Regions from separate parts of the Homo sapiens genome. Here region 1 is linked to region 2. Evidence: read pairs that join two places in POLR2A ChIA-PET (ENCODE). Cell type or tissue: HepG2. All regions are shown on one strand. Each heading gives the region's core, and the rest is flanking DNA. Links, peaks and the distances in the headings are about the cores only. Region 1 holds the start of HLA-DMA (major histocompatibility complex, class II, DM alpha). Region 2 holds the start of LOC100294145 (a long non-coding RNA gene).

Evidence for each region. Peaks named below come from ENCODE experiments on the same cell type or tissue, not always from the same donor. Only the 100,000 strongest peaks of a DNase experiment are listed, where the experiment ranks them.
Region 1: POLR2A ChIA-PET joins it to region 2 with 12 read pairs; 26 of 35 experiments call an interaction of 5 or more read pairs at or near these places.

The regions. Positions count from the first base shown.
Region 1 is chr6:32,948,731-32,964,148 of GRCh38, reverse strand. HLA-DMA (major histocompatibility complex, class II, DM alpha) reads left to right here and starts at 11,052. Exons shown (of 5, transcript NM_006120.4): 1 at 11,052-11,200; 2 at 13,346-13,630; 3 at 14,260-14,538; 4 at 14,750-14,878; 5 at 15,281-15,418. The coding sequence starts at 11,113. The coding sequence ends at 15,285. LOC124901302 (a long non-coding RNA gene) reads left to right here. Exons shown (of 3, transcript NR_190904.1): 3 at 36-856. In HepG2, for the core only: CTCF peaks have their summits at 8,933 (motif pointing right) and 10,750 (motif pointing right); DNase peaks (open chromatin) are centred at 8,948 and 10,888; H3K27me3 peaks cover 1,343 bases.
Region 2 is chr6:32,885,728-32,902,043 of GRCh38, reverse strand. It overlaps LOC100294145 (a long non-coding RNA gene), which reads right to left and starts at 7,868. Exons shown (of 2, transcript NR_037178.1): 1 at 7,117-7,868; 2 at 1-1,124. It also overlaps the pseudogene HLA-Z. In HepG2, for the core only: no CTCF peak of the experiment used is centred there; a DNase peak (open chromatin) is centred at 7,343; H3K4me3 peaks cover 1,980 bases.

The DNA of each region.
Region 1 (15,418 bases), core at 7,419-15,418, 59 kb before region 2:
TGAAGGATTGAGCTTTGGGTTACATCTTCATACAGGAAGCAAGAATAGGAAGTGGAACCAATGGAAGATCTCAAGGAGAAGCAGAGCAACATAATGTGAGGAAGCTAGAACAGGAGATGGTTCCAGGAAGGATGTCATGTTCATTGAATGACTGATTAAATCAGGACTCCTTAAGCTTTTTATGTGCCATTAGCTTTTTTGGCAGTTTGGTGAAGCCTTTGGATCTTGTCTGATAATATTTGTAAATGCATAAAATAAAATATAAACTATAGTTATCAAAATACAGTGGTCCCCCCTTAACTGCAGTTTCAATTTCTGTGATTTCAGTTACCCAAGGTCAACCTGGTCTGAAAATAAGTACAATAAGATACTTTGTGTATGAGACAGAAAGACCATATTCACATAACTTTTATTACAATATAATTGTCCTATTTTGTTGTTAATCTCTTCCTGTGCAAATTTATAAATTAAACTTTATCATAGGTATATCTATGGATAGGAATAAACTGTATAATCACATTTGGTGCTGTGTGGGGGACACTACTATATTCAAAGAAACGTGTGATGATCTAGTAGTATGTGTTTCTGTATTAATACAATACAGTGTTTCTTTACTAATACATTAAAAAGCATGATTTTTTGGCAAGTTTAACAGCTCCCATAATTGTAAGTGATATTTTAAGATGTCTGTAACAACTATAATGTGATATGAAAATATTAATTGATGGTGTTTTCTATTGATGACAGTGTTACAGCTGCTGGCTGGTACTACAAAGATTTATTTTCTACATTCATAAAATTAGATTTCAGTGAGAGTTTTTTGAAAATAAAGTTGACTTTTTTTTATTCCATCCAAGTTTATGGACTTCTGAATTGTTTTTTTTTATTTTTTATTGATACATAATAATTGTACATATTTATGGGGTACATATGATATTTTGATACATGCATACGATGTGTAATGATCAAATCAGGATAATTAGGATATCCATCACCTCAAACATTTATTATTTCCTTCTGTTGGGAGCACTTCAAATCTACTAGCTATTTTGGAATATACAGTAAATTAATGTTAACTGTAGTCACCCAGCTGTGCTATCAAACACTATAGAATTTATTCCTTCAATTTAACTATATTTTTGTAACCATTAATGAATCTCTCTTCATCCCCCCTCCACCCCCTCCCTTTCCCAGTCTCTGGTAACCATCATTCTACCCTCTACCTCCATAAGATCAACTTTTTTAGCTCCCACTTATGAGAACGTGATATTTTTTTTTCTGTGTCTGACTTATTTCATTAACATAATGACTTCCAGTTCCATCCATGTTGCTGGAAATGACAGGATTTCATTCTTTTTTATGGCTGACTAGTATCCATTGTATATATATACACCACATTTTCTTTATCCAGTCACTTGATAGACACTTAGATTGATTCCATGTCTTGGCTACTGTGGGTAGTGCTGAAATAAACATGGGCATGTACACATCTCTTTGATACACTGATTTCCTTTCTTTTGGATATATACCCAGCAGTGGGATTGCTGAATCATCTAGTAGATCTATTTTTAGTTGTTTGAGGAACCTTTATGCTGTTTTCCATAGTGGCTATGTTAATTTACATTTCTACCATCAGTATATGAGCATTCCCCTTTCTTTGCATCCTCACCAGTATCTCTTATCTGTGTCTTTTTGATAATAGCCATTTTAATTAGATTCAGATGATATCTCATTGTGGTTTTGATTTGCATATCCCTGATGGTTAGTAACGTTGAGAATTTTTTCATATGCCTGTTGGCCATTTGTATGTCTTTTGAGAAATGTCTATTCAGATCATTTGCCCATTTTCAAATGGGATTATTTGGAGGATTTTTGCTGTTGAGTTTGAGTTCCTTATATATTCTGGTTATTAAACCCTTATCAGATGGATAGTTTGCACATATTTTTTCCCATTCTGAAGGTTGTCTCTTCACTCTGTTGATTGTTTCCTTTGCTGTGGCAGAAGCCTTTTAGCTTGATGTAATCCCATTTGTGTATTTTTGCTTTCATTGCCTCTCCTTTTGAAGTCTTAAACCAAAAAATGTTTGCTCAAAGTCTTGAGCATTTCCCCAGTATTTTCTTACAGTAACTTTTATAGTTTCAGGTCTTACATTTAAGTTTTTAATCCATTTTGATTTAATTTTTGTATTTGATGAGAGATGGGGGTGTAGTTGTATTTTTCTGCATATTGTTATTCAGTGTTCCCAGCACCATTTAATGAAGAGTGTGTCCTTTTCCCATTGAATATCTTGGTACCTTTGTTGAAAATCAGTTGGCTGTTAAGATGTGGATCTATTATTTCTGGGTCCTTTATTCGGTTCTATTGGTCTGTGTATCTGTTTTTATGCCAGTACCGTGCTCTTTTAGTTACTGTAGCTTTGTAGTATATTTTGAAGTTGGGTGGTATGATGTCTACAGCTTTGTTCTTTTTGTTCAGAATTACCTTGACTATTTGTGTTTTCTGTGGTTCCATATTAATTTTAGGTTTGTTTTTTCTGTTTCTGCAAGGAATATCTTTGTATTTTGATAGGAATTGCAACAAATCTGTAGATTGCTTTTGGTAGTACAGTCATTTTCACGATACGAATTCTTCCGAAGACATAGGATGTCTTTCTATTTTTTTGTGACCTCTTCAGTTTTTTTCCTCAGTGTCTCATAGTTTTCCTTGTAGAGATCTTTCACCTCCTTGGTTTATTCTAGGTATTCTATTTTGTTTTTTTGGTGGGGGGAGGGGTTGTAGCTATTGTAAATGGGATTACTTTCTTTGATTTCTTTTCCCACTAGTTTACTGTTTGTATCCAGAAGCACCATTAATTTTTATATGATAATTTTGTATCCTGCAACTGTACTGAATTTATCAATTCTAAGAGATTTTGTGTGTGTGTGTGTGTGGACCTTTTAGTTTATAAATTTGTATGTTTTCTTGTTTAATGTCTCTTTATTTTCATTAGACTTTAAGTGTGATGATGGCAGGTATCTGATACAGAGCATACTGCTAGACACAGAAGGTGGCCAATAAATATTTGCTAAATAAATGAACCTTTCTGAGTCCCAGTTTTCTTGTTTATATAATGGGGATAATAAATTATAACCTTGTAGAGTAGTTGTAAGGATTGCTGCATCATAGTAATGTCACTAAAAGGGAGGATGAATATGGGTATGGAGAAATGTACTGAGGTAGAAATAAGAGTAAATGTGGGAGCTGGATGGCTAGGTTTGCTCTCTGAAACAGGAGGTGGCAGGGAGTAGGAAGAAAATGGTAGTTGGCAAGGAGCTTGGGAAGGGCCTAGAATGGAATTGGAAGGGTAGTAGAGTATATAGGGAAGGCTGTGGAGGTGTAAAATGGCTCATAGAGACTGGGTGTGGTTGCTCATGCCTGTAATCAAAGCACTTAGGGAGGCCGAGCCAGGTGGATCACGAGGTCAGGAGATCAAGATTATCCTGGCTAACACAGTGAAACCCCATCTCTACTAAAAATACAAAAAAAAAAAAAAAATTAGCCGGGTATGGTGGCACGTGCCCGTAGTCCCAGATACTCCAGAGGCTGAGGCAGGAGAATCACTTGAACCTGGGAGGCGGAGGTTGCAGTGAGCGGACACCGTACCACTGCACTCCAGCCTTGGCAACAGAGTGAAACTCCATCTCAAAAAAAAAAAAAAAAGAATGGCTTATAGATAAACCTGATAAGATTTACCTTTGAAACATCTGTTAGAAGGGACAATCCATCATCATCTAATACCTGAAGGCTCTTCCATTCTCAGTTCAGCACCTTCAGAGACTGGTAGCCCATTTGTTCATCGAGTGAAAGGTCACTTAGTGGGCCTCTTGGTGGAGATATATATATATATAGTACACCCTCCCCTAAGGACCTTGCAGTAGAGATGAGGTGACTATGAAACAGACATATAAATGGAAGATAATAATACAATTAAAACAGTGATAATGGCCAACACAGGGTGCTTTGGAAACGTACTGAAGAGGCTATTAATCTCAACTCTGGGTTCAAGGAAGGCTTCCTGAGAGGAGTGAGATTTCACCTGAAAAGACATATAGAAGTAGGTAAGTAGACTTCAGGTCATTATGGGTCATGACAAGGAAAGTAGATCATTAACAATCATGGAAGGTTTTCATGCAGAAGTATAATATGATCAACTAAGCATAATAAAAATATCCTTCTGGCAGCACTGTGGAAAATAATAAGATTGGAGAGAGAGAGACCAATTATAAAGAAAGTTGCAATAATCAGTGAAAACCAACCATTGAAGGCCTGGACCAGTAGGAATGGAAGGAAAAGAAAGGAAGATTCAAGAGCTATTAGAAAGGTAGAATTGTTAGGACAATTGAATGGGAAGGTTTGAGGAAGATGGGGTCATCAACGATGACCCACATTTGTAGCTCGGGTGGACATCTTGTTATTCACTGAAGTCTTAAATATAAGAGAGGAGTTGGAATATATTGGGAAGGGAAAGTGATGAGTGTACTCTTGTAATCTTGAGATGGAGATACATTCAGAGTAACAATTGCTAACTTTATTTGCCTATGGAATACCTAATTAGAATTCATTATTGAACCATCAATAGCTTATGAAACATAAAATAGAAAACTCACCAATTTTTTTAAACTAATGGCACGGTTTGAAAATTATAAGACACTGCTTTTCATTTAAAACTTCATTCTCTTACACATTTTTGAGATAACTAGGAGAAATGAACAGATTGGGTCAAATGAAGTTAAGTAATTTTTAATTTTGTTGGTTGTGGTGATGGCATTATAGTTATGTTAAGGGAAAGGTTATTATCTATTATAGATATGCCTAAAAGTATTTACTGGTGAAATGTAATGACAGAATTTGTTTAAAATACTCCAAAAAATGCAGAACAATAGATGAAACAAGAATGGAAGAATGTTAAATGTTGAAAATTGTTGACATTCATGAGAGTACATTGGAGTTTATTAGATTCTTCTCTTCTGTGTGTGCTTGGAGCTTTTCAAAGTAAAATTAAAAAAACCTTTTTAGTCAGAGATTCAAAGGAAATTCGTGGAATATATAATTTTAAATTAATAAATCAATATTGAATCACATGATAAATGTAATTTGAATATGTGATAAGACAAGTGACCGACCAGAGATCATCAAGCAGATGACATATGTCACCTGAGTAGTTAGGAAATGCTGTTTGAGCATTAATACACAGATTTAACCTTATGTTTATGCCTCAGATGATCTCATACAATTGTCTGAGATGCCATATGTTGAAAATAGCTGTATTGAGGTGGTTACTTTTCATATGATTCTCCCTTCTCTAGGAATAGCTCTAATCCATAGAGGTAATACTGTACCTGGCCACAACCAATGAATCCAGTGGTACACACCTAATACAAGCTGAGCCAGTGAGAGAGGCTCTCCCAGCAAAGCAAAACTTGAAAGATAAAGAGGCAGGAGGCCTTTGCAGGTGAGCATATTAATGGCAACTCAACCCCTGCTTCTAAGGTCCCTGTGGCTATTCTACCTGAGGCTAGCTTATTCAACTATTACTTTCATTTCATGAGTTAGATCAGTATCTTTCCAATAAATCCTCATTTTTAAAATGTAAGTTAGCCAGAATTGGTTTCTATTGCTTGCAATAAATAGACTTATTAAATATAATAAATTGTTACATAATAAAAAATATTATATAAATGTGTTTGATGTTGCATTATGTCTATGTGGAAATAAATTCAAAAATAAATGATTGCTATCATCAAACTTACTTTTTTTATTTCTTGAGGAACGCTATTGTGAAGAATACAGTTTAAGAACATGCAAATTCATGAAGCGTTCCATATTTAAAAAAAAAACAAAAACAAAAAACTGCTATTGCATAGCATCCAAGTGGATTTGACCAGAAGTGGTTCAGATATGGGTAGTGTGGAACTCAGAGCAAGATCTGAGCTGAAGAGGTAAGCTTGGAAGACATTAGCAAATGGGTGGTAACAGAAGGCATGTGGGAGTAAATGAGAGGACCATCCAGGGCAAGTGTATAGTCTAAGAAGAGTAAAGGTTGAGGACAAAACTCCAGGGAACACCAATACTTAAAGGGTTGCTGAAAGAAAGGAGTCCCAAAGGGACTGAAAAGGGGACGCCAGAAAAGTAGGAGGGAAAACTAGGAGAGAGTGCCATCAGGGATGCCAGAAATTTGACCAATTTAGGAGATGGGGTATGGCCAACAGTGTCAGATGTTGCAGAGACTAGTTCATTTGATTTGGCAACACAAAAGTATTGGTGAACAATTGCATTGTTGAGAGTTAAAAGATTAAATGGCAAGAATGGGAGCGGGGCCACAGTTGCCCATGACTTTTCCAAGAAATCTGACTCTGCTAGGGGAAAAAAAATAGAGTCCTTTTTATATATTTATTTATTTATTTTTTGAGATGGAGTCTTGCTCTGTCACCCAGGCTGGAGTGCAATGGCACGATCTCAGCTCACTGCAACCTCCACCTCCCGAATTCAAGTGATTCTCCTGCCTCAGCCTCCTGAGTAGCTTGGATTACAGGCACCCGCCATCACGCCTGGCTAATTTTTTTTTTTTTTGTATTTTTAGTAGAGATTCACCATTAACCAGGATGGCCTTGATCTCCTGACCTCGTGATCCACCCCCCTCGGCCTCCCAAAGTGCTGGGATTACAGGCGTGAATCACTGCGCCTGGCCAAATAGAGTCCATTTTTAAATGCTAGAAAGGGATGGCAGAGCTGAGTGTTAGAAAGCCAGAGCCTCCTGGATTTACCGGTGCTGTGCCATTATTTTCAGAGGCATTCATAGCTAATGACAAAGTAGACAGTGAACTACTGCAAAGCAGAACTGGCTGCCTTGCTCATCTCTTGCCCACAATTATTACTTTCCAAACTGATGAGAGACTATTCCTGAGATACTTATGATGGAGGTAGTTGGGAGGTCCTGGTGGGGAAGGATTACATGGAGGGAAGAGTAGTTATAAGTGTTTGAACTTGTTACCATTTAAACTGAGATTATAGAAGGGGAGAATGGAGTTAACCACCCCTCACCACAGTCTTGGTGAGGGATGGTTATGTTTGTCCTCACCTTGGTCTTGTCTACACTGTGCTCCCTATGGAGAACTTGGACCCCTCTGCCTTGTTCCTCTCACCCAGAGAAATTGCAGTGTCTGCTGTACCTATTCCTATGCCCTTCCACCCAGTCTAGTTTCTCCTGTTCTTCCCCAGATCTCCTTCCAAATAGACTGGTGTAACTGGCACAAAGTGTTTGTTAACTGATTGCCAATCCAATAATAAGGGGACTGAGGTTCTTCTTTGAAGGGTGGGTTTAATTTGGGGCTTTCGTACCAATTCTGACCACGTGTAGAGCATCATTCAGCACACTATGGGCTGTGAGCACAATCTTGCCTACCACCTGTTTTTAAATGGCCTAAAAGCTAAGAATGGTCTTCACATTTTTAAATGGTTAGGGAAAAAAAAAGCAAATGAAGAATATTTCGTGACACATGAAAATTACATGAAATTTGAATTTTAGTGTCCATAAATAAAAAGAGGGTTGAGGACAAAAACTCCAGGGAACACCAGTATTTAAAGAGTAGCTGAAAGGAAGGAGTCTATGAAGGAGACTGAGAAGGAGATGCTCAAGAAGTGGGAGGAAAAGCTAGGAGGAAACTAGGAACACAGCCACTCTCCTTCATTTACATATTGTGCATGGAGGCTTTCGTGCCACAGTTGAGTACTCATGACAGAGATCTGATAGCCCACAATGTCTAAAATATTTGCCATCTGGCCCTTTACAGAAAAAGTTTGCTAACCCCTGGTTTAGGACTCTAGGTGGCTGTGTCCCATATGTCTCCCCACTGGTAGTCTCATAAACTTCTTTTCTACTGTCCAGGGGCCTGAATCTCCCCACTGCCAGAACCGCTGATGGGTTAGTGCATAAATGTTGGGATACTGGGAAATGTTCTTTTGTTTTCTGGAGGGTTACCATGATTTCCAAACCCTAGTCCTTCCCTGGCACCCTGCCTCCACCACACAGACACACACACATATATACACATTGCTGTTCCAGAATATCTAGGAGGTCATAGAGTTGTTTTTGTTTTTGGCTATTACTGCTGCTATTACTTGTTTATCAAAAGAGGATATGAAGCCAGGCACAGTGGCATGTGCCTATAGTCCCCAGCTACTGAGGCGGGAGGATCGCTTGAACTCGGGGGTTCAAGACTGGAGTGAGTTATGATTGCACCTGTAAGTAGCCACTGCACTCCAGTCTGGGCAACAGGGGAAACTTTGTCTTAAAAAAAAAAAAAAAAAAGGTGGAAGGTATGAATTTTGAAAGCCTCAGAAACACTGTTGGACAATATTCACATATATTAATTTCTCAGATTACTTGATTGCCACATTAGAGCTTTCTCACTGCCTCTTCCCCCACCCCTTCTGTCTTTCTCTTTCTTTTGTCTAACAAACTTGAAGCATGTACACTGACAGTTTCTTCCTCACCTCCCACTTACTTCTCAGCCCACCACAATCTGGAGTTGACTCCCACTACAACACTGAAACTGCTCTCAATAAATTTGTCAGCCATCTCATAATCACCAAATCTAAGGACACTTTTCAATCCTTTCTTGACTTTTGAGTAGCATTTAAAAATGCTGACCTTGCCCTCCTTCATGGCACACCTCTTTTTTATTTCTCTGATCTGCTTCTACCTTGGTCTTTTCTTAGTGCTCTGGATGGTCCTCGTGCCACCAGATTCTTACAAACCAGGGTATTTCAGTGTACTCGTTATTATCTTTGTCTCAGTGACACACACACCCTCCTCTACTGTGTTTTGAACTGCTTAGCTTAGGAGTCAGCCAGGTGTGTATTTCCCAGCCTTCCTGGACATCTGGCTTCCTTTTTGATTCTGCCAGTAGGAGGCACTGATGGGAGATCAGAAGGCAAGAGAAACTGAGAAGCATCCTGCTTCAGCCTCTAAACAGTGTCGGTGGCTGGCAATAGCTGGTAGCTATTGGCTGTAGCTGTAGCAGCAGGAAGAATGGGAGACTCAGGACTCCAGCCTCCTGAGCAGAAGTACCTTCTCAAGGATTCTAGCCTTGAAGGAGGTGGCACCTTTCTAGTAGATTGGAACTGACTATGACAGTGTCTCTCACAAGGCAATGAGTAGATTTACAGATTCCAGCTCAGGGATGATGGCAGCTTCTGATTTCCAGATAGCAATCTTTTTTTAAAATGTACATTTCTAGGACTCTCCTTTTTTTTTTTTTTTTGTACTTCTTGCCCTTTTAACACCTTTGTAACCAATTCTCTATATTAAATTCTTTCAGTCTGAAGCACATAAAGTAGTTAAATGCTCCTGACTGGATCCTGGATAACTGGTATGAGGTTTGGGGTTTGAGCCCATGCATGCTTTTGTCCTTGTTTCACTTCCCACTCCTTCTGCACAGTTTACTTGGGTGATCTTATTCATGGCCTCTGCTTCGACATTTGTGCTGATGACTCTCAAATCAGGGTCTTCAGACCATACCTGGGGTCCATACCCACACGCCTCACTGCGCTCCCATGCAGTTTCAGCTGGCTGTTCCACTGGCATTTCAAATTCAACATGTACAAAATCAAGCTCTTTCTCTCTGTAAACCTGCTCCCATGGCATTCTTTTCTGCTTCAATTCAGTCCATCCCTGACCACCCACCCAGCCACCCATGCTGGAAATCTGAGATATCTTTGACTCCTCCACCTTCCCACTCCCACAGCTAATCAGTAGCCAAACCCTTTAGATTCTACTTCCTAATTATCTTGATATTCTATCTCCTCCGCCTCCTCTTATTATGACTTAATTCAGGCTCTTATTATCTGTCATTTAAATTATTGCTGTATTGCTACAGGAGTGGTGTGTATATGTGCAACTGTTCATCTTGGTATGCTATAGACTCTTGCCCAGCAGTTTTGCCTCAATTCTTTAAAAGCTCCAGTTCATTGTTTGAAATATCAATCAGAACATTTTTTCCAAAATGCTAAAATGATTGTCATTCCCCAGTTTTAATATCTCTATCATCTGCTAAGTAAAAGCAAGCTCCTCCTTGTGGCGTAGCAGGGCCCACGTGATCTGGCCCTTGCCAGAATTTGTAGCTTATCACAACATCCTTCTACCCCCCATTACCTCCTATTATACAGGAACACCCAAGCGACCTTCACAACATTCATATCAACTAGTACACAGGGTCTCCAAAGAGGACCTCTGGATGCCTGTGATCTTTGTACTTCTGCCTACCCTTTGCCCTGGCGTGTTTTTCTCTTCCTTCATGTTCTGCTGGCCAAATTGTTTTTCCTTCAAGTCTTAGGAGCCTGCCTGATTATGTTCCTCCTATTCCGCATCCTCATAAAATTACTGCGACTTCCAAAACACTTGGCACATTCTTATTTGAATACATTACATTGTTGTGTAATTATCCCTTGGCCCCCTCCCCCAGCACTAGACTCTAAGCTCTTTGAAGGCAGACTATGCCTATTCATCTTTGTATTTCTAGCCCTGGGCCCAACACCCAGAATTTCTTGTATTTTCAATATATGTCTGCCAAATGAATTAGAGCTAATGCCTGAAGGAGAATAAGTTTTTTTGAGAAAGAGGAAGAGCCAGGAGGGAGGAGAAGGCAGGGTCCGAAGAGCCCTGGGGGTTTACTTGGGGAAGATGCGGTTCCCCATTGCAGCATTCTGCCAGGAGGTGGCACTGCTCTGAAGAGCCAGCTGGTCGCTTACAGACTGAGGCTGACAGCTTGAAACCAAAGAGGGAACTCCACCAGGAAGCAACATTCCTCCACTGGGCTTCCCAGCCCAGTTACATGCCATACTCTGCCCTGGTCAAACAGCCAAGTCTTCAGGAGGTTACTGGCCCCAGGCGTCTCCCCAGTGACTGATGATGTTAAACCCTACGCTTCTCTGATTGGTTTAGACAAAATGACAAGGGCACCTATTGGAAATGATCTGGCAAAACATGATCTAAGGCCACCCTCTCGGGGAGGGAGTTGGGGAAGCTGGGTTGGCTGGGTTGGTAGCTCCTACCTACTGTGTGGCAAGAAGGTATGGGTCATGAACAGAACCAAGGAGCTGCGCTGCTACAGATGTTACCACTTCTGTGGCTGCTACCCCACTCCTGGGCCGTCCCTGAAGGTAAGATGGTACTCCTATTTACTTCCATCCTGAACCTAGGGAGCCCACTCAGCTTTGTGAGGAAAAGCGCTGTGCTTTGTGAGTGGTGGGAAGTCTTATGAGGCAGTGGAAACAACAGGGGAGTGGGGAAAGACAGCTGCTATGTGTGGTTGGTAAACGATATCAGTGATGCTTTGCATGTTCCATTTAAGACAATCTCTTGAAGCGGAGATTGTTCTCTCCATTTTACAAATGAAGAAAATGAGACTCAGAGTTATTTGTGCAAGTTCACACCATTGGAAAGTGGTAGAGCTGGGATTTGAACAAAGTGAATGTTATTTTCACTCCTCCACTCAAGATTCTACTCTGCTTTCTATCATTAACTTATCTTGTGATTCTTGAAAAGTGTCTTAGTTTCCTTCTCTGTAGAGGATGGGGCAGAATGGAAGAATAATCTGGAAGATCCCTCTTCCTCCAAATGTCTGTTTTTCTGGGTATTGGGTTAAAGGTTTCCTGCTGGCTGAGCGATTCCTGCCAAGAGCTTCAAAGAAGAGGGATTATTTTATGCAGTTATGGGGTCACTTCTCCCATTGCTGTCTTTGGGAGGCCTGGTAGGTTAAGGAACAGAAGACATTTTGAGAGACGCTTGGTGCCAATGAAGTGGCTGAAGAAATGTCTGGATACAGGTTTTCCAATTTACCATTTGTGTCTGGGGATAGTGGGAGGCAGTCCCATCTATGGCTTGGGGAGGCTGTAGCCATTCCTCCTCTTTCCCTTCTAAGAGTGAGAAACCCATCCATGGCCTTCTCTAGTCAATACAGTGGCCTGGTATGAATTAGACAAAGGAATCCCCTTTGGGAGGATACAGCCCTATGCCAGGATGTATGGCATGGTGAGCAGAATGCAGGCTTTCACTTGCTTCTTTGGCTAGGTGTCTTTGTGCAGCCCCCAAACACACAATGAACAGTGACTCTGAATCTGTCACTTTATTTTATATATATACATTTTTAAATTTTTTATTTGATTTAATTTATTTTTTTTGACACGGCATCTCGCTCTGTCACCCAGGGTAGAGTGCAGTGACGTGATCTCGGCTCCCTGCAACCCCTGCCTCTGGGGTTCAAGAGACTCTCCTGCCTCAGCCTCCCAAGTAGCTGGGATTACAGGCGCATGCCACCACACCCAGCTGATTTTTGTATTTTTAGTAGAGATGGGGTTTCATCATGTTTGCCAGGCTGGTCTCAAACTCCTGACCTCAGGTGATCCACCCGCCTTGGCCTCCCAAAGTGCTGGGATTACAAGCTTGAGCCACCGCGCCCGGCCTTTATATATATATTTTTTGAGACGGGCTCATTCTGTCACCTGGGCTGGAGTCCAGTGGCACAATCATGGCTCACTGCAGCCCCAACTTCCTAGGCACAAGCAATCCTCCTGCCTCAGCCTCCAGAGTAGCTGAGACCACAGGTGTTTGCCACCACACCTGGCTAAGTTTTTGTATTTTTTGTAGAGACAGGGTCTCGCTGTGTTGCCCAGGTTGGTCTTGAACTCCTGGGCTCAAGCAATCTGCCTGCCTCAGCCTCCCAAAGTGCTGGGATTACAGGCATGAGCCACCATGCCTGGCCTGAATCTGTCACTTTAGAAAGTAGAACTCTTTACTTTTGCCAACTGGCCTTTTTATAGGCAGGGGAAGCTTGGAGAGATGCCATAATTTGTTCTTCACCCCCTTTGGGAGGGGGAGTCTAAATAACAGACACAGGAAAGGGTCTCACCTCAGCCCACGCTCCTTAAGCAGGCCTTGCTTGTTTTTGTTGTTTTGTTTTGAGACAGAGTCTCACTCTGTCACCCAGGCTGGAGTGCAGTGGCTTAATCTTAGCTCCCGGCAACCTCTGCCTCCCTGGTTCAAGCAATTCTCCTCCCTCAGCCTCCCGAGTAGCTACAGGCGCATGCCAACATGCCCAGCTACTTTTTTGTATTTTTAGTAGAGACGGAGTTTCACCATGCTGGCCAGGCTGGTCTCAAACTCCTGACCTCATGATCCACCCACCTTGGCCTCCCAAAGTGCTGGGATTACAGGCATGAGCCACTGCGCCTAGCCCCACCTTGCTGTTTTTTAAGTTGGAGGAGAAGGCTCCCACCTCCCTGAACCTCACCCTGTGTCCTTTGCAGCTCCTACTCCAATGTGGCCAGATGACCTGCAAAACCACACATTCCTGCACACAGTGTACTGCCAGGATGGGAGTCCCAGTGTGGGACTCTCTGAGGCCTACGACGAGGACCAGCTTTTCTTCTTCGACTTTTCCCAGAACACTCGGGTGCCTCGCCTGCCCGAATTTGCTGACTGGGCTCAGGAACAGGGAGATGCTCCTGCCATTTTATTTGACAAAGAGTTCTGCGAGTGGATGATCCAGCAAATAGGGCCAAAACTTGATGGGAAAATCCCGGTGTCCAGAGGTCAGGAGTTTTCTGGGGAGTGAAGGGAGGAGGGCTGCATTAACCTCATTGATCTGTACACTGAATAATTCCCCTTGATACCAGCTCCCCATCTCAAATACTTTCTGGTTCTCTTCATCACCTTAATTTTTCCACCAGCCTTGGTCTGCACCCTGTGTTCTTTTGGTGGGCCGAAGTACCTAGCATGTAGTAGGCATTCAGAACTATGTATTGAATGTGATGAATTCAACAGGTACCAACTGATACCTACTGAATATTAACACTTGTGCTACTATGCCCAGCAAGATGGATGGGAAGAGTGGAAATATCTGATGACGTGACTATGTCTTAGTGAGAAGACAGTGCATGGTTAGACATCAATGTGAGCTCTAGACAGGAAGTGCTGAAGGAAGTCATGGTGGAGGGGTCCAGAGTAGCCTGGATCTGGCTCTGCTTCTATGTCTAGCTGCAGTCCTTGCCTGGAAGAAGACCTCCCTTCAGAGCCCAGCTCCTCGCTCATCTCTGTCTCCCAAAGCCTGACCCACTGTGTTCTTCTCTGCCCTCCCCTCCATATGCCATGGCCCCTCCAAACACAGAGATACCATCTAAACTAGTCTCTTTTTCCCCCTACACTTCAATCCCCCCACCAGGGTTTCCTATCGCTGAAGTGTTCACGCTGAAGCCCCTGGAGTTTGGCAAGCCCAACACTTTGGTCTGTTTTGTCAGTAATCTCTTCCCACCCATGCTGACAGTGAACTGGCAGCATCATTCCGTCCCTGTGGAAGGATTTGGGCCTACTTTTGTCTCAGCTGTCGATGGACTCAGCTTCCAGGCCTTTTCTTACTTAAACTTCACACCAGAACCTTCTGACATTTTCTCCTGCATTGTGACTCACGAAATTGACCGCTACACAGCAATTGCCTATTGGGGTGAGGCTTTCTCCCTGGAATTCTGGTCCTTTTGGGGGCAAAAAGGGATAGATCCATGGGAGGAGGCTTCTTTCTCCACTGGTACCTTGTTTAGTCCATTCCTACCCTAAGCCCATCCCAGTCTCCCATGTCATCCCAGACACCCACGTCATTTCCCTGGGTGGGAGGCTCCCTAACTAGGTCCCCAGGCTGAGCCACTCATTTCCTCCAGTACCCCGGAACGCACTGCCCTCAGATCTGCTGGAGAATGTGCTGTGTGGCGTGGCCTTTGGCCTGGGTGTGCTGGGCATCATCGTGGGCATTGTTCTCATCATCTACTTCCGGAAGCCTTGCTCAGGTGGTATGTCATCTGGAGGGGGCGGGTGAGCCTGTGGGAGCCAGATACAGTGGTGCATGCGTGCATGTGTCAGGATTATTTTGTGGCATGGGGGGACATATAGCGATCCTCAGGCCCTTGGGTGTGGGGGCCTGTATCCAGCACCATGGGGGCACATCTTCCCAGTTGGGGACCCAGTTACACACACACAGTTATGGGTCACAAGAATTGCTTTGAGTGAAAAAAGGAATCATGGGGTGCTGTAGGAAGGGTGCTTGGAGATGATTTGGGAACAAGGAGAGATCAACTTCTGCAGGGTGTGGTGCAGGCAGGGCGAGCAAGGCCTTTGTGGGGGAGGAGGAGGAGGAGAAGGAGGAGGAGGATGGATCCCCTGATGCCTTTCCTCCATCCCTGTCTCTCCCCCAGACTGATTCTTCCAGACCAGAGTTTGATGCCAGCAGCTTCGGCCATCCAAACAGAGGATGCTCAGATTTCTCACATCCTGCCCAGGATCTCCTCTTAGGGTAGAAGTCTCTGGGACATCCCTGGGGTGTGTGTGTAGAT
Region 2 (16,316 bases), core at 3,929-11,928:
CAATCATAGTATTTTAGTCCATATAAAACCATGCCTCCATTTATAAAAACAGACTTTTTTTGGACAGTTTAACAGTTACAGAAAAACTGAACAGGAATTACAGAGAGTTCCCGTATGTCCCCTCAAGCCCTCTTCCCTCCAGTTTCCACTATTAGTAACATCTTGCATTAGTGTGGTACATTTGTTAAAATTGGTGAGCCAATATTGATACATTATTAAGTCCATAGTTTACATTAGGGTTCACTCTTTGTGCAGTTTTATTGGTTGTTATATTTTATTGGTTTTGACAAAGGTATGACATGTATCCACCATTACAGTATCATTCAGAATAGTTTCACTGCCTTAAAAATCCTCTGTGCTCCACCTATTCATCCAACCCTTCCCATGGACCACTGGTAACCACTACCTTTTCACTGTCTCCATGGTTTTGCCTTTTCCAGATTACCATATAGTTGGACTCATACAATATGTAATCCTTTCAGATTGGCTTTTCCTTAGCAATATGCATTTAAGGTTCCTCCATTATCCAGAGATGGTTTTAGTTGTCACAACTTGGGTAGAGAGATCAGGGGTCAATGCTACTGGCATCTAGTGGGTGGTAGAGACTGAGGTAGCTCATGAGCATCCTACAATGCCCAGGACAGCCCCCTACAAAAAAGAATTATTCAGCCCCAAATGCCAACCATGCTCGAGGTTGAGTAACCTTGTGTTAAGAGTGACATGTGGCATGAGAAATGGGGCGGTTTTGGCTCATGTTGTGATATTCTAGATTCAGATATTTCCCTGAGCAGAGAGGCTGAAATGCTGAAAATTTTTCATTTGATGACCTTGATGCTTCCTTTCCTGACCATCGTAAAGAACAAATGGCTCCTTTGCTTTGGCAAGAAATACTGAAGGTGGTGGCTTTTTTCTGTTTGTTTTGAAATGAAGTCTTGCTATGTTGCTCAAGCCAGTCTTGAATTCCTGAACTTCTGGTCTCAAGTGATCCTCCTGACTCAGCCTCCAGAGTAGCTGGGACTACAGGCACATGTTACTGCACCAGCCTTCAACGTGATTTTTTTTATTTCATTCAGGTGACAAACTCATGCTGAGGTTCCCAATTTTTGTCTCAGAGCTAGGATATTCTAAATTTGTAAAAAAAAAAAAAAAAAAAAAAAAAAGTTAAGAAATATTAACTTTCTATGAAACACTCTAAATACTAACAAAGAGCTTGGTGAGTTCTCCCACTTACCTGTGTCCCATCTGTGCTTCAGTTGCAAATATATATATATATACACAGAGAGAGAGAGAGAGTCTTATTCTGTCACCCAGGCTCCAGCGATCCTCCCTCCTTGGCCTCCCAAAGCACTGGGATTATAGGGATGAGCCACTGCCCCCAGCTCAGTTGCTTATTTTGCATTATTTCAAGGCAGTGGAGGCAAAACGCTCAAAATTAATTTCTCACAGATCAACATCACATCTTGGAGTAAAACAAACACATATTGAAGGTATTTTAATGTATGTTTTCTTGAACTTCTTCTAACTAATAGGGGAAATATTTTCATTAACTTTTACCAAAGATTTCTGGATAGTGTAAATATATTTTTCTATTTGGGTAACAGTTTATAGTATGCTGTTATTTCTCTGTTCATTTATTTATTTTTATCATATACCTCCTAGAGTAAGATTTAATTTGATGGAAATGTTTTGTGGATTCTGCTGTAATTAATGCACATAATAGCAGTCAGTAATAGAATTTCTGTAAACCTATATTTATTAATTATCTAATACCTTCTCTTCATTTTGCTGTTGATTTCCACTAAGTAGATTAAATTGTGTTCTTAAAAACAGAAATTCATTTGTGTATGGATACAAAACAGAATGTTCCCAAATGCAATCTTGGATGTGATGCTCTAAACTTTAGAAATCCAGCTTCATTTATTTTGGATTAATTTCTCCCGCTTGGAGGCTGACACACTGTTTTACATCTATCAAATGCATGATTATAAAATTAACAATTTTGTACAATAATGAAATTAAACACACACACACATGAACTGTAAACTATACAGCACCATCTCTGTGTCATAGTTTTAAAAGGCACTTCCAGATGACATAAAAAATGAAGAGATATTTTTTAAGAACCTATTGATTTTTGATCTCCAATTTTGTGTGTGGGGGGTTGTTTTTCTTTAACCCTAGTTTTATCTAATTTGAGATTCATGAACAAGGTATCTCTAAGGGAAAGAGCAGCAGGTATAATTATTAGTTATTTTATAAGACTTTGTGAAGTCTTTGGTATAGTTCTAAAAACAAAGTGAAAGAACCTAATGTATGTATAAAAATAGTTTTGCAAGTCAATTGGTTTCTAATTCTTTGCTTTCAACAAAATTGAAGAAGAACCTTATACTTGAGTTGTCAGCTGACAGATTATTAAAAATATTATTTAATAATAGCCCATTATGTGAGTTTTGCATACGACTAAGAAGAAATTTTAAAAATTGGGTGAAGTTGCCTCAACAAGTCTTTATTTTCTCATTCATTTATATGATCAAGATTCCTTAGTTCTTTCATGTTAAAATTTTTTAATTGAAATAATATACAGCCCAGATTCATTAACAATAAGTAACATTTGTCAACATGAAATTGGGAAAATAAAGTCCCTATCCATCTCATTAAGAGATGCATTTCTAGTTAAATTTTACCATTACAAACTTACACTTTTATTTACCAAAATGTGTATTACAGATTGAGCATCCCTCATCAGAAAATCTGAAATGCTCCAAAATCTGAAACTTTTTGAGCACCAATATGATGCCACATGTAAGTACTGTACTTAACACAACTTCATTTCACATATAAAATTATTTTAAATATGGTATAAAATTACCTTCAGGCTATGTGCATAATGTATATAAGAAACATAAGTGAACTTCATGCTTAGACTTGGGTCCCGGCCTCAAGATATCTCATTATGTATATACAAATATTTTAAAATCCAAGATAATCTGAAATCCAACACACTTTTGGTCCCAAGCATTTCAAATAAGGCATATCCAATCTGTACTGACATTATTTTGATCTCTAACAGTTGGTAATCCTATCTTAATCCATATAACTTTTTTTTGAGACAGCATCTTACTCTGTCATCCAGGGTAGAGTGCATGCAGTGGCACGATCATGGCTCACTGCAGCCTCGACCTCCTGGGCTCAAGTGATCCTCCTACCTCAGCCTCCCAAGTAGCTGAGACTACAGGCAGGAGCCACCATGTCCAGTAATTTTTTTTTTTTTTGTAGAGATGAGGTTTCCCTATGTGCCTAGGCTGGTCTTGAACTCCTGGGCTCAAGTAATCCTCCTGCTTCAGCCTCACAAAGTGCTGGGAGTACAGGTGTGGGCCACTGCACCCAGCCCATATAACTTTTACACTTACAACAAGAAATTAAAAATTCAATGTAAGAACATATTTTGTTGCAAAGAAGCAGAATAGGTGGCTCAATAAAAGATTTCCAAGAACAAAGAAAAAAATTACATTAGGATGTAACCAGGGTTGAGAACTCAAAAAAAAAAAAAAAAAGAAAAAGAAAAATTCTACATGGGGGGTAGAATAAAAATATGAATTCAAAGTGGGAAAAAAGAGCAATGTAAAATTTCCAACCATTAAGAAAGAGGTTGTTTGTATATTTTTTAAATTAATGATAATGGGTGTCAAAACATTATGATATTTAGATTGAATTGAACATATGAGTGATTAACAGTTTTATTTTAAAGTGTTAATATGGAGAATATGTTGGAAATTATATATTTTTTGCAACTATCTGGACACATGTTGACAATTTTAGGTCTATCTAAGTCTATGGGAGGAGGCATATGACATTTCACAATCCTTGTAGGAGAGATGTGAAGGGAAGACCCCTGAGCTATTCTTCCTCCTTCTTGTGTTACCCCAGTAGGAAAATGGACTTATAACTGGAGAAGAGAAGCTAGGTGTCAGCAGAGACATGATGGAGTGGACATTTCTTTCAGTCCTTTACCAGGAAGTCCTTTCAAACTGAGGAGGAACATACTAAGGGAGAGACACACTAGTCTTGAAGCCCATGGCATTCCTGAAGATCCACCTCACACCCCAAATTACCAAACCCCAAAGCTCTCTTCAGCTCAGTAGGTTGTCCTTTAATTTTCAGTAACCCTTCCCTACAGCAGAAGAACCAATTTTTCTTTTCCCTCATAATTTGAATCCCTCCCACTAATTTATTTGAAGATGAAGATATTATCCTCTTTTACTACCAGTGAAAATACAATGACTTGAGAAGAGAAAATGATCTGTGTGACGCCAGGGTAGAAGTGGAAGTTGTGGGCCCTCGAATAAACCACTAGTCTTATACTTGAAGCAGGATAAACAATAAATGCCAAACCCAAGGCAGAAACTAGAAACATGGAGGAAAAGAGGCATAAATGCCTCATATTAGACAGTTACATTCTAAGAAATCTTTCTTGCAGCAGTTACTTTCCTACAATGACCAACTTCCTCTGACTCCAAATTTACTCCTTATGTACACTTGGGTTAGATATTCCTTTGACTATCCAATCATACCATTGTATAGTACCATTTACACATGCATACATGCTCACCTAAAGAACTTTTTGTGTGTGTGTGTGTGTGGTTTTTTTTTTTAAATCGAGTCTGGGACCTGGTTTCGCTCCATTGAGTCACTGGTGAAAAATTTAGTAAATCTACGAAGAGAGTTTAGTAAGTGTAAGAAGAGTCTGCTCACTGTGTGTGATATTCCAATAGATTCATGTGTTCTACACACAGGGATCTCTTGGATATAAGGGAGGCATTTCTCAGGTGTCTGGGTGACTTTCTGGTCATTATCCAGGTTCCTGGCTCAGCTTCCCAGGTCTCTTTGAATAAGCAGAGGGGATCCACATTCAGACAAGGCTCCTGGGGCTCTGACCAGAGGGGCTGGACATCCCTGGTAGACCTGACATTGGGCACTGAGACTCCTGGAAAACTTAAGCTGTTAATTTTGCAGTTCTCCATCTTGACTGCTTCTCGGACTGACCATCAGTTGGTGGGTTTTCATCAGCCTTCTGCCTCACCTCCTCTGATCCAAGCAGCAGCAGGGACTCACTTGCATGCACTGGTCTTGTAGGCAGTGACTTTTAAGCCACATCCTCTGTCTACCAGGCTAAACTTGCCTGCCTGAGAGGCATACTCCTTCCATCCTCTATCGTACATCTGTGAGCTACCAACTCTGGCCCTAGTGTGATACTGCCAGAATGTTGTGTACCTCATCTATTTAGAGTGGGAAGCCCATAAGGCAAACTGAAGAGGCCCCGTATCCTCACTCCCTTTCTGCTCAGTTTTTTCATTTATATTATCTCAACTTCACTCTACTAACCAGAGCACCAAGGAAGGGTAGGTTAGCAATTACGTCTATGATGACTATAGAGAAGTGGGGAGATGACTTATGATCCTCTTTGTGCTGGATTCCCTACTGAAGGCATCTGATGGCTTCTGATTTCCCTGGTCTGAGAAGAAAGTCCCTCTCCACCTCTCCCTCCTTACTCTACCTCAGGCTGAGGGGCTCAGGCAACCTTTTATGTTGCATATGGCATAGGTATCTCTGCCTCACTCCAGAAGGGACCAACCAATAGCCACCTACTCACCTACTTCTGAGGTCTAGTGCCTACAGACCTGGTGTTCATAAATTTAAGTTCTGGATTTAGGTCTCCTTTCCTGTAGCCAGGTGATCAGTGACCGGCAAAAATCAAGATCCCAGACTTCCTGAGTAACCTCATCAAGACTGAGGTAACAGCTCACATAGCTAGTGCATAGACAGATGCAGGTTACATGGAGTCTGAATCCCGTACACATTTGGAGGCTCCCTTTGGGACTGCTGGGATGCATGAAACATGGGATTTCACTCACAGTTGTGCTCACTATGTGTGATATTCCTATAGATTCATGTCTCTACACACAGGGATTTTTGATCATTCTGAATTGTTGATTCCCATAAAAAATGAATACATGGTGATCACTGTATATGCTGCATTACTGAATACATATTTACGAGAGTCTCCAACACATCTTTACACGTCTGAGGAGTAAAAGAATTTCCCACAGATTAGCTTCTGGTTCCCATTTCAAACCTCATTTCTGTTCCACCTCTGGCATTGGGTGTAGTATGGCTCCTTAGTGCTCCAGGCCAAAATAAGTGGCACAGGGGTAAAGTCATTTCTGGTGGGGGGTGGGGGATTTGGAGAAAAAAAGAAAGGATTGCAGGGGAGTACACTGGGAGGGTTAGGAGAAATTCTGGAGATACGGTCCACTCAATGGAGGCACATACAACCAAGCTGAGAAACGACATAGTACCCAACAGAGTTGGGAGATGTGAAACCCAAACATCAATCTCCACCTGGGCATAGAGGAAATACTCGATTTCCAAGCAGGTTCTAGGTTCAGAGGAGAGAGCCCTTGGTTGGAAGCGCCGGTCTTGCAGGATGGGGTGGGGGCGTTAATGCAAACTTCTGGTCCAGCAGAGGTAGAAACAGACCAGATCTAAGTAGCAGCTCAGAGGCAGCGGACTTGAGGGATGAAGACGTGAGGCCCAGAGGGTGGTGCCTGGCAGAGAAAACAGCTGCCAGACACCAAGGCCACCTCGGGTTAAAGGGAACAAGTTATATCCAAAAAAAAACCAACACGGTGAAAATAGGAAGAATAAGGATATCACCTGGAGTGTTCTCCTGAGACACTCCCCAAGAACCTGGATTCTTTAACAATCCCTCCAGAGCAGGGACACTCAGCACATACATCTCCCACAAAGTAAAGTGTCTGAAGGCCTGGGCAAACCCTTCTCCCTCCCCTTCTCTCTCCTCCACGGGCCGGCCCGGAGGAGGCTCAGGGATGAGAACTACTGTCACTGCTGTTCCCCACCTCACCCCAACGAGAGAGGAATCTTTAGAGGTCTGTATCCCTCCTTCACCACCCCGCCTGAGCGCCTGCTGGAAAACACAATCACCGTCTCAAATCTCACCCTGCAACTGCATCCAAGCGCTTTCTCCAAGCGTTCGGGGAGCCGCCGGAACTCTTCTTCCAGGCAGGCGTTCCGAGACTCCGCACAATAGGTACCTACCCTTGGGGTTTTGAGCCGCAGTGTCTGCCTCTGTTCAAGTATCCAGGCTCAGGTACAGACCTTTCAGTGCAGGCGGCGGGAGGCGCGAACACGGAGGACCCCCTCAGGCATACTGCCGCCCGGGCGGCGCCTGACAGATTGCCTCCTTGGGATCGGCGGACATGCCCTGGGCGCTCCAGCTCCGCGCGCCTCAGACACAGGCTATGATTGGCCTGGCTGAACGTCAATCAGGGCTCGGCGCCGTGGAGGCGGGAGGAACGCTGTAGGCAGAGGCCGCTTAACTCCCTACGGGGTTATTCTCCGCCTCTTCTAGGGTAGGCAGGTGTTCCCGAGTCCCTTAGGGGGGGTCCCCGCGGCGGCCTGAGATGCTCGGCGCCAGGTTGTCGCGCCCTTGAGCTGGCTGAAGTAGACATTGACTCTGGAGAGTCTGCGTTTTTCCTGGTCCCAGAGCCGTGGTCCCGATACTGCGCTTCCCGCTCCTCCAGTCCCAGCTCCCAGGCTCCGTCTTCTCCCGCTTGGCGCTGGAGAAACACCGGAAGAGAGAGTCGCAGAGTGACTGCTGTGGCCCTGCGACCTGACTGCCACCTTCCAGGACTCTAGCCCTGGCTCCTTCTAACCTTCCCGCCCCTCAGTGCCCCAGAGAGGCTGGTTTGCGGACAATTATTCATCAGCCGGAAGAAAAGGAGGTGCCAGTGTTAGGCGCAGAAGAGGGTTGGACCAGAAAAGCTGGAGAGGGGCAAGAGGGGAAAGAGGGGGAAGGGGGAAGGCGGAAGGCGGAAGAAGTTGGGAGGGGTAACAGCTCGAGCTTTTCCTCTAGCGTAGTTTCTCTTCTCTCGGTGCCGCCCCATCTGCTTCTTGCCTCAGTTCCCCACTCGCACCCGTGCACCTCTGCGGCAGGCGTGTGAAAGGAATGGGAGGGGGGGCTTTTGGTCGGGATATCTGGTCCTCCAGACCCCACAGCCTTGGCTGAGAACTTACTTAAGCCCACTCCAACTGACTTGATAAATGAGAATCTTGACCAGCCCACTGGTAGGTAGAAATGAGGGACGTCATGTATCCCTGAATGGAATAACCCGAAACCGCAGGTCCCGTGGATGTGGGAATCCACAGCACTGGCTGCGCTCCTAAGGCTCCTAAGTCCACTTCCGAACCTCATCTAAGACCCTGAAAGCCAGACTAGGGACACATTGGATTATTATTATTATTTTTTTTATTTGAGACAGGGTCTCGCTCTGTCGCCCAGGCTGGAGTGCAGTGGTGTGATCTTGTCTCACTGCAACCTCCGCCTCCCGCGTTCAAGCGATTTTCGTGCCTCAGCCTCCCGAGGAGCTGGATCTACAGGTGCGCACCACCACGCCTGGATAATTTCTGTATTTTTAGTAGAGACGGGGTTTCACCATGTTTGCCAGGCTTGTCTCGAACTGTTGACCTCAAGTTATCCTCCCGCCTCCACCTCTTAAAGTGCTGGGATTACAGGCCTGAGCCTCTGCGCCAGTCCTACACGTTGGATCTTTTCCCAGACCTCCTCCTCAGACGTGGAGCGTACAAATGATGCTCCATCGGTTACTCTGATCCTGACTTTGGGACTGCCAGATAAAACTGGGAGAAACCCTACATTTACTCTTACTGTAACGTATTGGCTTGAAACTGCAGGTCAGAACCCATTTATGTTGAGACCAAAAGACTTTTTTTCCAAGTAGAATGAAATAGAATAAAATACAATTGAAAATACTTGCCTGCATCACAGGTAATGAGAGTAACTATAGTTTCATGAAACCGTTGTTTCAGTTAAATATGTTTTTGCGTGTGTGCATGTGTATCGGGAGGAGATATGTATTTCATATATATATGTAGAGAGGTGGAAATCAACAACAAAACTCCATAATTTTTCTTGTTTTCTAACAGTTCTTGATTTTGAGTAAAAATAATTCTTTAAGAACAAAATTTTGAGCCAGCTAACGAAAGATCAGAGTCAAGCAGCCTCTCATTGGGGCCTGAATAGAGGTTCATCTTATTTGGCTTTTTCGTTTTTTTCCTATCTTGTGGACTCCTTTTAAGGCCCAGCAAGGAATTACCCTCCCCAAGTTTCCACTCTCTGCTTGGTTCAGCCATTCAGCTGTCTCTCGGGCTCTTTGATTAATAAAAAGTCCAGTAGAGCTATTTTATCCTATGCATGTGTGGGAAGAGGGCAATGCCAGTGATTCTTTCCTGATTTGACAGAAAATTCACAAATCACGTTACCTTCTGAAGATAGAGATTTTAAGCTCAAACATTATCACCAGAGAACTGAATTATTAAGAAAGATGAGTGGTCAAAAGTACAGATGTTTTACAGATTAAGGGTCATTTTGTCAGGTCCTGTCCAAAATATTTGAAGTCTAGGGGTTTGAAAAATTGTTAGAAATAACCATTTATGACAACAGTTTTCATTTATTGTTCTCTCCAGCTTCAGGAGCAGGGGAGAACATTTTTTTCCTTCTTACCTTGCTGAGAATTTTTTCACCAGGGTTTCAAGGCTAAGAACTGAAATTCCAGCATTGACATTGAATTAAAAAGAAGCAAGCCCTTTTAGGAAGTCAAATTTTATTATATGAGATGGAATGTAATATTGAGATTACTTATTACTTAGGCATGGGATAGGGGGGCTTTTAACAACAGACCAAAAAAAAAGTTGGAAGGATAGGAATGAAATAAAGCAAACTTTCATTATTCATAGATGATACAATTGTCTACAGAGAAAAATAATCTAAAACATAAGAATTAAGAGTTTGGCACAGTGGTTGGCTAAATATATAAACAAATCTATTGCATTTTCTATAAAAACAAAAAAGTAGAAATGTGATTAACTGGTTTATATAACAAACTTACAGTACAGTTGACCTTTGAACAACATGGGCTTGAACTGTGCAGGTCTACTTATATATGATTTTCTTCTGCCTTTGCCACCCTTGAGACAGCGAGACCAACCTCTCCTCCCCTTCCTCCTTCTTAGCATATTCACCATGAAGACATGAGGATGAAGACCTTTATGATGCTCCACTTCCACTTAATGAATAGTAAATATATTTTCTCTTCTTTATGATTTTTTAAATAACATTTTCTTTGCTTTTCTGAGACAAGGTCTTGCTCTGTTGCCCAGGCTAGAGTGCAGTGTTATCATGGCTCACTGTAGCTTCAACCTCCTGGGCTCAAGCGATTCTCCACCTCAGCCTCCCAAGTAGCTGGGACTACAGGTGCACGCCACCCTACCTGGCTAAATTTTTAATTTTTTGTAGAGATGGGGTCTCGCTATGTTGCTGAGGCTGGTCTCCAACTCCTTGTCTCAAGCACTTCTGCCTCAGCCTCCCAAACTGCTGGAATTACAGCCATGGGCCACCGCACCTGGCCAACATTTTCTTTTCTCTAGCTTACTTTACTGTAAGAGTACAGTATATAACACATAAAAATATAAAATATATGTTAAATAACTTTATGTTATTGGTAAGACTTCTGATCAACAGTAGGCTATTAGTAAAGTTTTGGAGGAGTCAAAAATTATGTGCAGATTTTTGACTGCACAGGTGGTCAGCGCTACTAACCCTCGCATTGTTGAAGGGTCCACTGTAATCAGGAATAAATTCTCAAAAAGGAAAGGCATGCAAGATCTTAGTGGGGAAAATTAAAATCATTAAAAGAAGTTGAAGAAGTACTGCACAGATGGAGAGATACATTCATGGTTAGGAAGCATCAATATCATTAAAATGCCAGTTTTCCCCAATGTGATCTATAGTTTCATGCTATTTCTAGAAAAATTTCAACAAAATGTTTTATAGAATTGGACACAATGATATTAAAATGAAACGAAGGAACACAAGTTCAAGAAGAGCCAAAATACCATTGAAAATAAAGAGGAAGTTGGGGAATTTCCTGACTACATGAGAAGATATTATATACACCACTGGATTTAAGACCATGTGCTATTATTGGTGAGAGAGGGAGTAGACAACTGGGCCAATAGAATAGAATGGAAAGAGTGTCAGGACCCCTTGTATGTGAAGAATGGTCATTAAAGACCAGTGGGTAAAGGATGTATAATTCAATAAGTTTGAATTTATGACACTGGATTAGTGGATATATATACATCATAATAAATTCCAGATGAACTAAGTACCGACGTATTGAAGGCAAAACTGTAAAACTTTTAAATGAAAATGTGAAAGAAATATTTGTATGACTTCAAGGTAGAAAAATATTTATTAAAAAGACACACATACACATTTTAAAAACAAAAATGTTAAGAGAAGATGAATAAATTTGACCACATTAAAATTAGAAACTTTAATCAAAACACACTCTAAAGGAAAAAAAGCCACAATCTAAACTTATTTATATCACACATAATTTACATAGGATCAATATCCAGAACATCTAAGAATAGCCCCATAGGAAAATGATCAAAAGATGTGAAAGGGCAGTTCACAAAAAGGGATATATAAAAGACCAATAAACGTACAAAAGTTAAGCTCACAATAGTTATCAGAGAATTGTGAATTAGAACAGTCCTTGAAATAACATTTTAAAATCACTAAATAGACAAACATTGAAAAGTCTAACATTATCAAAAATCAATGAGGATGTAGGGTGAGGGGAACTCATACTCTGATGGTGGACTTCAAACTGAAATAATCTACTTGGAAAAAAATTGGCATTTTGTAGAGTTGAAGCTGAGAATATCCTAAAGCATAGCAGCTCTACCCTTAAATATATATGCACCTTAGGGAAATTATTGAATAAGGCACCAAGAGCAATGTGCAGGAAAAGTCATGAGAGCATTCTTTGTAATTGCAAAAAGCTGGAAACAACCCAGTGTCCATTTGCAGGTAAACTGATACACAAATTTTGGCATAATCATAATGTGGAATTCTATGCAACATCAAGATCAGTGGAATACAGATAAAATAATAAACTTGCATAATTCTTAAAATCATATTGTTGAATGAAGAAAACAACAGAAAACTACATTTTGATATTAATTATGATGTTAATTTGTTGTCAGACAAAGACAATATTTACTATGATGAAAAGCAAGATAATGATCAACTCCAAATTTGGAATAATAGTTGCATTTTGCAGAGAGGAAGGGAGATTCTAAGGGAAGACAAATACAGGAAACTTTAATGTTAAGGGTAACGTTCCATTCCTTCATGTGACTGGTGGGAAAAAATGGATGCTTAAAATTCTTGTAGATATGCATCACATGCATTACTTATTTGTAGAAAAATATTTCAAAAACTGGATCATAAGAAAAAAGGAAAAAGATGTATAAGAAATCATTTGCATAGAGACAGAAGTAACAAAGGCAATTTGATGAAATTTATTGAGACAGAAGACTAAAAAATGAAAAAACATGGTAAATATAAAAATATGATGGCAGAAGTAATCCAGATATATATGCATTTGTAATGTCCATTTATATCATTGCATTAAATCTAAATTTTTCTGCTCAGTAAAGATGGTCTGTGTGTGTGTGTGTGTGTATTTGCTATTCAAAAAGTGCTGGTGGCAATGGCTTATACCTGTAATCCCAGCACTTTGGGAGGCCAAGGAGGGAGGATCACTTGAGCCCAGGAGTTTGAGATCAGCCTGGGTAACATAGCGAGACCCTATCTCTACAAAAATAAAAAAATTAGCCAGGCGTGGTTGTGCATGCCTGTAGTCCCAGCTACTGAGGAAACTGAGGTGCAAGGATCGCTTGAGCCTGGAAGGTTGAGGTTGCAGTGAGCCGTAGTCGCACCCCTGCACTCCAGCCTGAGCGGCAGACTGAGACCCTGTCTCAAAATAAAAACAAAAACAAACAAAAAGCACCTAAAACAAAATGACACCGAGTGATTAAACCAATGGACAATGATAAACTCAGGCAAATGCTAACAAAAATTAATTATGGATAGAAATACTGTCTTACTCCATTTTGTGCTGCTATAATAGAATATCCAAGACTGGATAATTTTTAAAGAACAGAGATTGACTTATTACAGTCCTAGAGGCTAGGAAATCCAAGGTTGAGAGGCCTGCATCTTGCAAAAATCTTCTGGCTGCCTCATACTGTGGTGGAAGGCAAAAGGGATAAAAAGAGAGCTGAGAGAGAGAAAGAGAAAGAGAGAGCGCCCAAGTGCAACAGGTTGAATTCACAGGCTTTTAGCCTTTTTGTAATTGGCATTAATTCATTTATGAGGATGGAGTCGTCATGACCTAAACACCTCTCATCATTAAGCCTCACCTACTAACACTGTTGCATTGAATATTACATTTCCAACATATGCTTTTTGGGGACACATTCAAACCATTACAAATACTAATATTGAACAAAGTAGAATAAATGATGAAGAAATTTTTCAGTGTCAAAGAAGGATACTTTATTATGCTAAAATGTACAATTCACCAACTACCCATAAGTTATAAGCCTTCATATCCTAAACAAGTCTTTGAAAGTTAGGGAAAAAAATGTGCTTTGTTAGGAAAGATAAATTGACACATTTAAGAGCTTTTAGCATACTTTTAAACTAAACTGTCATATCCAATTGTAAAATAATGTGAATGTAAGATATTTTGCTAAAGCAAATAATGATCTTATCAAATATTTATAAAATTGTGTACTCAACAAATAGTGAATGCATATTTTCCCAAACATAATGCATTAAACCACAAAGTAAAATTAAATAGAAATTAGAAACTACACGGGCTATATTCTCTCACCGGTATAAAACACATACATAGAAAAACAAAACAAAACTAAAATAAAACAAAACAAAACCTCACCAAAACAGTACTAACAAGAAAGCCTCCACTTGGAAACTTAAAAACATCTCACTAATTTTTGGGTTGAAAAGGAAATCAAAATTGCAATTCAAAGGAGTTATGTTTTTGCTAGGAATATGGAGGGAATTCAGTTCAGAATTCATTTCTCTATATAGTACAGCAAAGAGAATGAAAAAGAAAACCACACAAGAACCTCATTTTTAGTGAAACTAGGAAACAAAAAGTATGGTTACATCCCAAATTGCATGTCATTTGTGCTTAAAGCAACGGAGAGCAGAACTGGGCATAAGAAGCCAAAATGTTGCTGTGGCAACAGATGAAAGCGTGGAGGGAACTAGTGGTGCGGGATCTCGGAAAGGGCCCGAAAATATTCTCTCTCTAAGAGTAGAAGCCAGCCTAGGTTGGAGCTGTTGGCAGTTGGCCTGAGCTACAGTGAGGCCCAGATGCTGGGGAAGGCAGAAGAAGGCCCACATATTGGGGGAGCAGACTTTGTTTTGGAGGTTCCAAGGTGGCAGATAACAAAGGTTCCCTCTGGAATGCAGGGGGTCCTAACACCGTGGTAGAATCCTTGCTGAAATAGATTAAATTCCCCAAGTTGGAAAAAACATGGATGCAGCGTATTTTAAGATAAAGTTTACGTGTTAGTAATAAAGGATTGGTCCTTCGGTTGTAAAACCTGGGAGGTTACTATTGCCCATGTCTTCTCTCACCAACCCATCATCCCACCCCCATCCAATAGGAGTCTTCCACTAATATCTGGTCCAGGAATGCTCAATTTATTCAGAATAAGTAGGAAAAGAAATGGCACAGTTCCACATAAATATGCCATGAGAAAAAAATGTTTACAGAAAGCAGCAAGATTTCCCTCCAGAAGTAATGAAGCAACCTCAGCCATGAAGATCATGGAGCCAAAAGGATGACCTTCAGCAGAAGCAGTTACGAGCCAAAGAGGTCCAAGGGCACTGAGGGAGGAGCCAAGTGGTAAGGGCCACCTCTGGCTGGGATCCAGGGTGCCCAAGTGGGAAAATGAGCAAGCCAGAGAGTGCTTGGTCTAGGGATTAAGAAAAGCACACAGTAATAGGTTGGACACTAAATTTGAAAATGAACAGTGAGAAAAATGCTGTGGGGACCAGGATTGAAATGAAGTAACAGAACAATTAAAATTACATGATCCAGGGACAGAGACTTGAACTCATAAACAGGCCTGTGTTGCCCATTAGTCACAAGGGGAGCAGTGAGCCATTGTTAAAATGCCAAGGATTCCCAATGCAGTTTACTTGGAACTTTGCCCAGCGATGAAGGAGTCTGACTTGTCTTTTCTGTAATAGTTAGAATCAAAGAAAAATAAAGCACAGCTGGTGGGAGGGTGAGAAGCAAGCATCATGAACCACGGTCTAATTCAAGGATCAAACTGCTGTCCAGTTCTGGCAGATTTTGGATTGCAAGGGGAATAAAGCTGAGAGGCCATATTGGCACCTAGGCACAGTGAGGTGAGTCTGGCCACGCATTTAAGAAGCCCCTGCAAAATGATACAGGTGGTTACTAAAAACCACCTCTGGCCTCTGGAAAAAAAGAAATAGCATCTCCCGGATAAGAATATCTGGGTCTCACACCTATTGACCAGGTCGAGATAGGGTTCAGTTGGGGATGGGATATAATAAAAGGCATGGGTAAAGAAACTGGGCAGAGGCATAGTGCCTGCATGTTGGAGATTAAGGAGGGAATTCGGAACTCATTTTTCTATATATATTACAACAAAGGTTAAGTTTGGAGGTTAAGTAAGGATGCTGCAGCTCACTCATGGTTGCTTTTCCTTCAGAGTACTCATGCCTCGGCTTACCCAGGGGGACTCAAGGAGAGGAATGTGTGTGCGCATATCTATCTATCTATCTATCTATCTATCTATCTATCTATCTATCTATCCATCCATCCACCTTCTAATCTACCTAAATCAATCACTGTGTGTATCTATTCCAACCACAATGGACTCCTATCATTCAATTTCATTTAGTGGTACATCTCAGCCCAGTTTACAGAAAAGCTGTAAAGGGCTGTAAAAGGCTGTATGAGAACATAATCTGAAAAGCGTTGCTCAAAAGAGCATATTATATATTATTGGGCATTTATGAAGAAATTAGATCTCACACTGAGCTAGTTAATAAAGATTTATAATTACAAATGGGCTGCAGCATGTGATTCTGAACTTGACTATTTCCTTTTGCCCTTCAGTTTCAGACTATGATATGGATTATGATTCTCTACCACCCCCTAGTGGAAATTCATTCATTTCTTTTTAAGTCCTGCTTCTTCTAATCATTTAGTCTAAATGATTAGACTAAATGAGAAAATTACATAGTAAATATCTGGATTCACTCTTGTTATAAAAGGTTCAAACCGGCCGGGTGC